Regions from separate parts of the Homo sapiens genome. Here regions 2 and 3 are each linked to region 1. A link is a contact called in ENCODE Hi-C or POLR2A ChIA-PET data. All regions are on one chromosome and are shown on one strand. Each heading gives the region's core, a stretch centred on a gene start or an enhancer-like site at or near the end of the contact. The rest is flanking DNA. Distances are from core to core; before and after follow the strand shown. Region 1 holds the start of CHRM1 (cholinergic receptor muscarinic 1). Region 2 holds the start of SNHG1 (small nucleolar RNA host gene 1). Region 3 holds the start of NXF1 (nuclear RNA export factor 1).

The links. Hi-C counts contacts between places; a loop is a spot of excess contacts on that map. ChIA-PET counts read pairs that join two places held with the same protein, here RNA polymerase II (POLR2A). Pooled maps may share reads with other maps.
Region 2: a pooled map shows a loop between it and region 1 (6-fold over the local background). The contact joins the promoter of SNHG1 here to the promoter of CHRM1 in region 1. A Hi-C loop is called at or near these places in 3 of 50 pooled maps. POLR2A ChIA-PET finds 5 or more read pairs at or near these places in 9 of 52 experiments (A549, A673, CD8-positive, alpha-beta memory T cell and 5 more).
Region 3: a pooled map shows a loop between it and region 1 (4-fold over the local background). The contact joins the promoter of NXF1 here to the promoter of CHRM1 in region 1. A Hi-C loop is called at or near these places in 2 of 50 pooled maps. POLR2A ChIA-PET finds 5 or more read pairs at or near these places in 3 of 52 experiments (H1, activated B cell and activated CD4-positive, alpha-beta T cell).

The regions. Positions count from the first base shown.
Region 1 is chr11:62,920,076-62,922,901 of GRCh38, forward strand. CHRM1 (cholinergic receptor muscarinic 1) reads right to left here and starts at 1,288. Exons shown (of 2, transcript NM_000738.3): 1 at 1,143-1,288. LOC105369333 (a long non-coding RNA gene) reads left to right here and starts at 85. Exons shown (of 5, transcript XR_002957251.2): 1 at 85-366. RefSeq lists an enhancer at 1,612-2,146.
Region 2 is chr11:62,854,471-62,857,170 of GRCh38, forward strand. It overlaps SNHG1 (small nucleolar RNA host gene 1), which reads right to left and starts at 1,415. Exons shown (of 9, transcript NR_152585.1): 1 at 954-1,415; 2 at 663-746; 3 at 49-81. It overlaps SNORD28 (small nucleolar RNA, C/D box 28), which reads right to left and starts at 225; the gene lies at 151-225. It overlaps SNORD27 (small nucleolar RNA, C/D box 27), which reads right to left and starts at 613; the gene lies at 542-613. SNORD26 (small nucleolar RNA, C/D box 26) reads right to left here and starts at 896; the gene lies at 822-896. It also overlaps SNORD25 and a transcript of SLC3A2 not described here. RefSeq lists enhancers at 1-521, 1,159-1,238, 1,349-1,528, 1,497-2,470, 2,471-2,700 and a silencer at 1,589-1,648.
Region 3 is chr11:62,804,140-62,806,839 of GRCh38, forward strand. It overlaps NXF1 (nuclear RNA export factor 1), which reads right to left and starts at 1,301. Exons shown (of 21, transcript NM_006362.5): 1 at 1,190-1,301. The coding sequence starts at 1,217. RefSeq lists enhancers at 1,094-1,593, 1,560-1,749, 1,770-1,819.

The DNA.
Region 1 (2,826 bases), core at 38-2,537:
GATAGCGACTGCAGCTTGCCTGGTGGCTGAGGTCAGAGGGCAGAGAACTCTCATCTGACAGCCCACTGAACAGCTGATTACCCTGAGAAAGGAGACTGTCTGGCTACTGGAGACTGCCTGACTCCTTCCAGCCAGTTGGGCAGGGGTCTTGGGTCAGTCTGGGTGGAGCTGCAGGTGTGTTTTGTGCAAAGATGTGAACCCCTCTCCATTGGCTCTGATAACCTCTAAGCTGCACATGTCTGGATGACCTAATGAGAGCTGACGACCCCCTCCCCAGCTGGCCTGCCCAGGAGCTGACAACTCTACAAGCATCAGAGTTCCTGGCCCCTAGCCCATCCCCATGTTGTGCAGTCTGCGGGCACTGGGGTGAGTACCTGGCGTGGGTGCCCATTGGTATCCATGCATTGCCTGGATATAGGACTGAGACCCACCCTGCGGGAGCCCAAGATACTAGAAACATAAGGAGGGTCCTCTGGGCCCCTGCGCACGTCAGGGCCACCTTCCCTGGCTAGTGTGGCCACCCACATGCCCATTTGTCCCCAAAGAGCCCTGGGGCTCTTTGCCTGGTCTCCTGCTGGCTTCTGGCCTGACACCCACCTTGGCTTCTAGCTTCTCTATCTGGCCAGCAGCCTGATTCAGTCCATCTTGGGGGAGCTGAGGTGGACGGGGGTGGTGGGTTTCAGGGTGCCCTGAGGGAGGACAGGAGGTTCTGGGACTGGCACCCCCATCAAGATGGGGGTCAACCTCCCACAGGATGCTGGTGGCAAGGGCTGCTTCCTGGCCCTTTGCCCTTCCCACTCTGCCCCTAGGGTGTTGGGGGTTCTGCTTGCTACCAGGCAGCCTAATCCCTTCTGGGCCTCAGGTCCAGTTTCCTGAGGGGGATCTCCATCTCCTCTGCCAGCAGAAGCCCAGAAAAACATCAGCTATATCCACTCAAAGCCAGGAGGCCGAGTGTTTGGAGCAGTCAGTGTTCAATGCTACAGAGCCCCCTTGCCCTCTAGACCCCTCCCTGGCCTCCTCCTATCTCTGTGAGTCCATCCCTATTTCCATCTCATCCTGATCCCTGCCCTCCCCCGCTCCCCAGGACCCTCCTACCCTCTACCTTAGTGCAGCCCCTCCCAAGCCCTCCCAAATGTACTCACCACGGGGCTGAAGAGGGGTCTGTAGGGTCCTCAGCCCCACTGCCTCCCTGGGGGCCTGCGGCGTCTCCAGGGACCCAAACACCTGGCTCCCAGGGGGAGCTGCGCCCTGTGCTGGCAGCGGGAGAGGCACAGCCAGTGATTGGCATGTCCCACCCCCTGGCACGCCAGCCTTAGCGGGGAGGGAGAAAGGGAAAGAGAGGGAGGGAGGAAAGGGAGAAAAGGAAGGGAGGGGAGCTGGAGGGAAGCCTCAGGCAGCGTCTGGGGTTGGACTAGGTTCTGGAGTGTGCCCCCCTCCTTCACCAGGGCACCCAATTTGAGCCCCAAGAGGGAGGAGAAAGGACATGAGGAAGGCGAGCCCAGGAAGGCTAAAAGTCCCGGACGGGAGAGAAGGCGGATACAGGGAGACAAACACCCACACCCACTGCACAGACCCGGCGGCACACACACCCTCACAAAGGCACACTGTTTCCTTGGGCTCCTCCCCCCACCCAACCTTAGAGCCCCCAGCCCCTGTGCACCATGCCCCAACACACATGCCCTGGTATTCACATGCCTGCTTCCCTCGCACACACGCCCTCCCCCCTGCACATGCCCACGCACCCACCCACCCAACTACACACCCTGCTCTTCCTCCCTGCTGTGAGAGAGCTAGATTCCTTCTGTTTGGAAATGACACATTGGGCCTCACGTGAGAGGCTCCAACTTGGAACAGACCCAGAGGGCTGGCGCACCCGCCCGGGGGCTGAGTGAACGTGCCCGCATGCTGGGCTGTGTGCGCTAGCATTGGGCTATGCATAGCCTGTTGTGAGGGTATATGGGTGTCTGCTTTTCGGGGATGAGTAGAGGGCCAGGTGCCTGCCCCATGTGCGGCTGAGTGCCTTGCATATGTGTGTCCCTGTGTACTCATGTCACCATGCAGCCTGTGTAAGTGCAGGTGTGACCCTATCAGTCTGGAGGCAGGACGCGTGTGCACACGTGTGTCTGTATCTGATGTGTGGCTGAGTGTTGCCCAACTGTGGAACTTGCTAATTCTGACAAGTGAGGCAGCCTCTACCTGCCTGCTCCACCCCAAGCTTCCACTTGGAAGACAGACAGGCAGACAGACAGCTCTCCTCCCAGCTTGTCAAGCTCTGTCTCCCCTGACTCCCACTCAGGGCTCACAGGTGTGTACCTGGGAGGAGATGAGCCCTCCTCCCAATCTCCCTCAGCCCTACTGGGTGAGGCCAGCATCCCTCCCTGCCAGGCTGGTCTGGACTTCTGTGTTGAGCTTCCTCAGAGATAGAACCCCTGGGGGGCCGTTTGCCCTAGAGATGTGGGTCCTGCACCGCCTCTGTTTGGCCCTAGAGACCTCCCCGGGAGCTGACTGGGGAGGAGAGTTGGAGGCTGCAGGGACTGCCTTCTGGGGCTGCTGTGTTCTTTGCCCACTGGGCTGTGTCGAAGTCTTGGGGTGAGAGGTGGGAAGGAATGGGAGCATCAATTATCCCCATTTTGTAGGTGAGAAATCTGAAGAGCAGAGGTATGATTAGCATGTGGTGGGCAGGTGTTTGGGCTCAGGTCACTTGGCTCTAAGCCCAGGGCTCTGGAGTCTGGGGCAGGGGTTTCCCCTACTCATTTCCCCACCAAGCGCCGCCCCCCGCCCCCACAACCCCGCCAATGCTGGTGCCTGAGGGTAACCTGGGGCTTT
Region 2 (2,700 bases), core at 165-2,664, 65 kb before region 1:
AAGTTATCTATTAGATAATAGGCCCATAGAATTCGAAAAACAACTTACTGTAAGATAGAGGCAGACTGTCATCAGGAATACCTGGAAAGGAAAGCAAATTAGTTATTTTAAGGTATTAGGATGGAATGAAGCTTATTCATAAACAACAACTGCCATCAGAACTCTAACATGCTATTAACTTTTGTACCTCACAGAACATCAGCTTATCAATTCAAATCATCTGACAGTAACGTGATCGATATATGGATGAGGGTAACAGCACACCCTTACAAGAACTGTAGTACCGGGTTGCGATCTCCCTCCCCAGAAAATCATTTCAAGAGGAACAAGATGGAAGGCGCCAAAAAACATTGTTCCGCCGGCCACTTGTTTTCTTGAACATTTACAAAGATGACATACACCAATTTGGATAATTACCTGTATTCACCCTGGGAGGCAGCTGAATTCCCCAGGATAGATTATGAGATGCTGTAGACAACAGAGGAAAGCATTTTATGTACCTAAAAATAGTCATTCAAAGACCCCTTAAGACCTCTCTCTCACTTCTCAGTAGTAAGATGACATCACTTGAAAGTTCAGCCATATGCTTGTCATTTTGTGTTCATCATGGAGTGGTTATCTACAAGGTCTCCTCTGTAAGAGCATAAACCATGTACACCTACCTGGAACATTACTGTAACGCTGGCTTTGCATAAAGATGGGTCTTGTCCCATTCCTTCACCAGTAAGCTCTTGTGGGCTGAACATCTGAAAAAATAACACCCTTCACTAACACCTCAGACAAATCAATAGGGCCCTGACATTTGTTGCGTACAGTACAGTGCTACTCAGAATTTTCTGTTTTCTCCACTAATCCATCAGAAAGAGAGAGTTCAGTTCGTAAAATCATCCCCGTAGCAACTTCCACACACTCAACGAAAGAGCAGAGATTAAGAAATGGCCGTAAGAACTTACTGCAACAACAGAGCTCTCTTCGGTTCCAACGTGCGCGTAAATCCTGCAGACAGGAGCCCAATAAGACATTAGGTCAACTCAGGGCATTTCGAAAACGCTATTTTCTGAACAGACGGCTAAGCAAGAGGCTTGCAGGGCCCATCTCCTCAGAGTTATTTATCCTCACGGAGCTCAGTACAGGTCTGTGAAAAGGTCCTCATCATAGGAAGGGGGACCTACACGGCCCGCCATCGCCATTTTGTCCTTCACAAAGCCCCACTGCTACTTTTAAGCCTCGAGGCCACGCACAAGACCTTATCCGCCAGTCGCCCTGGCCAGGCAGCTACAACACAGAAGGCATAGTGCGTGCTATGCTATGTTCGCACAATCGCTCAAAAGAAAATAAAAGAAAAAGACAAAGTACAAAAGAGTAACAGCTATAAAGACCACGAAGCCACTTACCACGAGCAGTAGAAAAATGAGAACGAATCTCCCCGGGGAGACGATTAAATACCATGCCGCAGAGGCCCACGGGATTTGGGGGCGGGGCTACGGCGAGCGCACGCGCATACGTTGACCGCATGCGACCCCGGGGAGTTGTGGGTAGAGAGTTCCAGGGAAGGAGGGCGTAGACAAAGCGCCACCTGAACTTGCGGCGCGAAAAAGGCGCGCATGCGTCCTACGGGAGCGTGCTGGCTCACCGACCGCATTGCGGCTTGGTTTTCTCACCCAGTGCATGTGGCAGGAGCGGTGAGATCACTGCCTCACGGCGATCCTGGACTGACGGTCACGACTGCCTACCCTCTAACCCTGTTCTGAGCTGCCCCTTGCCCACACACCCCAAACCTGTGTGCAGGATCCGCCTCCATGGAGCTACAGCCTCCTGAAGCCTCGATCGCCGTCGTGTCGATTCCGCGCCAGTTGCCTGGCTCACATTCGGAGGCTGGTGTCCAGGGTCTCAGCGCGGGGGACGACTCAGGTACTGGATCCCGGGCTAAGCTCGGGAGGAGGTCCCCTTTGGTGGGGCCATTTCGGGAAAGTATGTCAGGACGTAAGTGCTTCACTGAAGACAGGATCTGATTTTTTCCTAACTGGTTCCCTATGTCCTGCCTTCTGGTGCGTTTTCTTTAGATCTTGGACTACTACGGGCCAACATTAGCTAACATTTATGGAGCACCGTTTTAAGCACACTATATGAATCGATTAATCCACCAAAATCCCAAGAGCTAGGTAGGATGACAACCCCCATTTTATTGATGGGGAACCCTAAAGAGCTCCGGCGGTGCTGCCTGCTGCAACTCCTGCCTGATCAATATGGTTGCAGTCAGCTATAGACTGTTTTACTGAGACCGGACAACATTAGTTCAGTCGTTTGTGGTAAACATCTACGTGTACAAGCACACTTTATAAACATTTTTTTCTTTCTTTTTTTTTTTTTTTGAGACGGAGTTTCGCTCTTGTTGCCCAGGCTGGAATGCAATGGCCCGATCTCAGCTCACTGCATTCCACCTCCCGGGTTCAAGCAATTCTCCTGCCTCAGCCTCCTGAGTAGCTGGGATTACAGGCATGCGCCACTGTGACCGGCTAATTTTGTATTTTTAGTAGAGACAGGGTTTCTCCATGTTGGTCAGGCCGGTCTTGAACTCCTGACCTCGGGTGATCCGCCTGCCTCGGCCTCCCAAAGTGCTGGGATTACAGGCGTGAGCCACCGCGCCCGGCCAAACATTTTTTTCTTTCAAGACGGAGGCTTGCTCTGTCGCCCAGGCTG
Region 3 (2,700 bases), core at 51-2,550, 120 kb before region 1:
TCTGTGGGAGGGCAGCATCAGGGAAAAGTTACTGGAAAACTGTGTAGGGCTTTTGAAAAATGAAGTAGAAACTGGAATTAGAGAGAAGCAGGATGTAGAAATGTGAGACCCAAAAGTGTAACTGAACACAAATCAGACCTCTGAAAGCCACCTGAAATCTGCCACTCAGTACTTTGTCTATACAGTGCAGACGCCAGTTACAAATATGACCAGTTTAAGGATCCTCTAAAAATTCTCCTTGTTCTCAAACTGCCACTTTGAAGTTTTGTGAGGAGCTCTTCGTTTCCATGGCCAGAAATGTCCTTTAACTCAGGAGACAAATTCTAGACTCAGGCTCTAGTGGCAGTGCCAGGCTAGGGTGCTTAACCAGGGACCCTGGAATGCTCTCCAGGAAGATGACCTTCTGATTCATGCTGTGTAGGACTGGCGTCTTAAAAAAGGTCCCTAACTCCCAAAAGAGGTCTGCCTAATACCCAGCACTCTGTAAACAATGAATCTCAACAAATGACCCTAGGAAAAAAGAACATAGAAGGCGCAGCTAACATTCACTGAGAACTTTCTCCAGTGCCGGCCACTATGCTTCAGGCACTTGATAGGAATGATCTCATTTCCCCTCCCCACACACACTCTTAAGAAATGCTGTTGTTATTCCACATTAAGGGGGTGGAAAACGAGAGTTTTAAATTCACGGTTTCAACCTCCACCACGCACTCCTAACTTACTACAAAGAACTAACACCCAGTGTAGTGTTCAGACTAGAATATCCAGTTGATGTGTAAGTCTCGAATATTAAGCCAAAGCCCAGGCCCGAGAGTTCAAGACCGACTGGACGCAGTAAAAAATAGGGCATCAGGGCAGCCCACGAGCAGGGCACTCACTCACATTAAAGGAAGAGTCAGGCCGCCAAACCTAACTGACAGGCATCAACCACCCACAAAGTTCAAAGGAATCCCGTCACCCTACCCCCGAGCCATCCGCTCCGAGCCGCAGGTCCCCCAACACCAGGATGCCAGCAGGAATCCAGGAGTCAACAACTCGGGTGTCCACCTCGAGTGCCCGGCCCCCCGCGCGCCGCTCCCCGCGGACGCCGGGCCCCTAGCGGCCTCACGCCCCGGGGGCTGAGGCCTAGGCCGGCGCCGCCCACCCGCGCCCCAGATAGCCAGTTCCCGACCCGAAGACCAGCACTTACCGCTGTACGACTTCCCCTCGTCCGCCATGCCACAGCGAAGATCAAGGGCGGGCTCAGGCGCTGGCCGCTACGCCGGCAAACAACCTAACTCCCAAGCGCTCAGGACCGAAGTGTCCCTACGCCGGGCGCCACCGCATTTATACAGCAAAGCACGTCGCGCGCCGCTGACGTCCCAGGCTGTGGGCGGTGCCGCCGCCCGGAGAAAGCGCGGCCCCCTGCGCGTGCGCACACTTAAGGCCGTCGTTCGAGGGGCGGGGCCTGGCCCTCCACGCCCCGCCCAAGACCTGAACTTGCGGAACCCCGGCTGGCAGCCAGCATGTCCCCGCACCTTTTCATCTGTCCGCTGACGCTGCCCTGGCAGCTTCAGAGTTAGTGCTAGAGCACAGTGCTGCCGCCGCAGCCCAGAACTCAGTGAGGAAGGGGGCCGCACAAAGGGCTTCAGAGGAATGGAGACCGCGCCTCCAGGTGGGAGTGATGGCTCAGACCCCTACCGGAATCTAGCCAGTGTTTCAGCTCGGCTCCTTGTCTATACCTCGCTTTCTTCGCCTATAAGATGGATTAACAAATCACGAAGTTGAGAATTAGAATGTGAGCTCGAACGTTGACTAATTAAGGGCTTTTTTTCCTCGAGGGCTTGACTCGGCAGGTACTATGCCTGGCACATGGTAAAAACTCAACATATATTTGTGAAATAAATGAATTTGTGTTATGAATTTCCCCCACCCCGCCCCGCCCTGAGTTGCTGAGTCAAATGATACGACATCTGTCAGGGGTTTGGCGAGCATTGTCTTCACAGACCTTCCATCAATGGCGTCCCCTACTAGAAACCCATCGTGTCAACGGGGCAGACAGTGAAGCTCACCAGCAGTGGCAACTTGCTGGAGATGCCGAGGAGGACATTTTAAAATATCAGGGCCTTGGGCTCTCCTAGACCCCCAAAAGCACCACCACCAGCCCCTGACTGTTGTCTCTATAGCTTCAACTTCCTTTGGAATGTATGAGACAGGGGCACTCGAGTGACCTCAGAATGTGGTTGTGAGTCTCGGTCAGGAAGAACAAAGCACACTAATCTCCCTGGACGGTGGGTATTCTGGGCAGGTGTCTCCATTCTCTGTGACTGGCTTTGATTTGGTGAAGTGCTTGGAGGGAATCAAAAGCCTCAACTGGAGTTGGGAACAAATTCTTCACCTTCCACTCCTGGAAGCAGGCAGAGCTTCTGCCTCGCTTAGCTCAAGGAAGAATTACGGCCAAATAGTTGGAGGATACAGATGAAACAGGTCCAAACACTGCTTGAGATAGTCCTGGAAGTTGCCCCCAATCAGGGACCCCCTCTGGGATCCTGCTCCCCTGTGTGAAAGGAAGTTTCCACGCTAATGAAGTGTTGCAACACTTGGTTCTCCCCTGCCTAGAGGCAGCTGTGTGTCAGAGCCCAAAATAGCCTGTGTCAGCAGTGATACCTGGCAGAGCCATTAGCCCAACCCTTTCAGTTCTGGTACTGGGCAGTGGGCTCT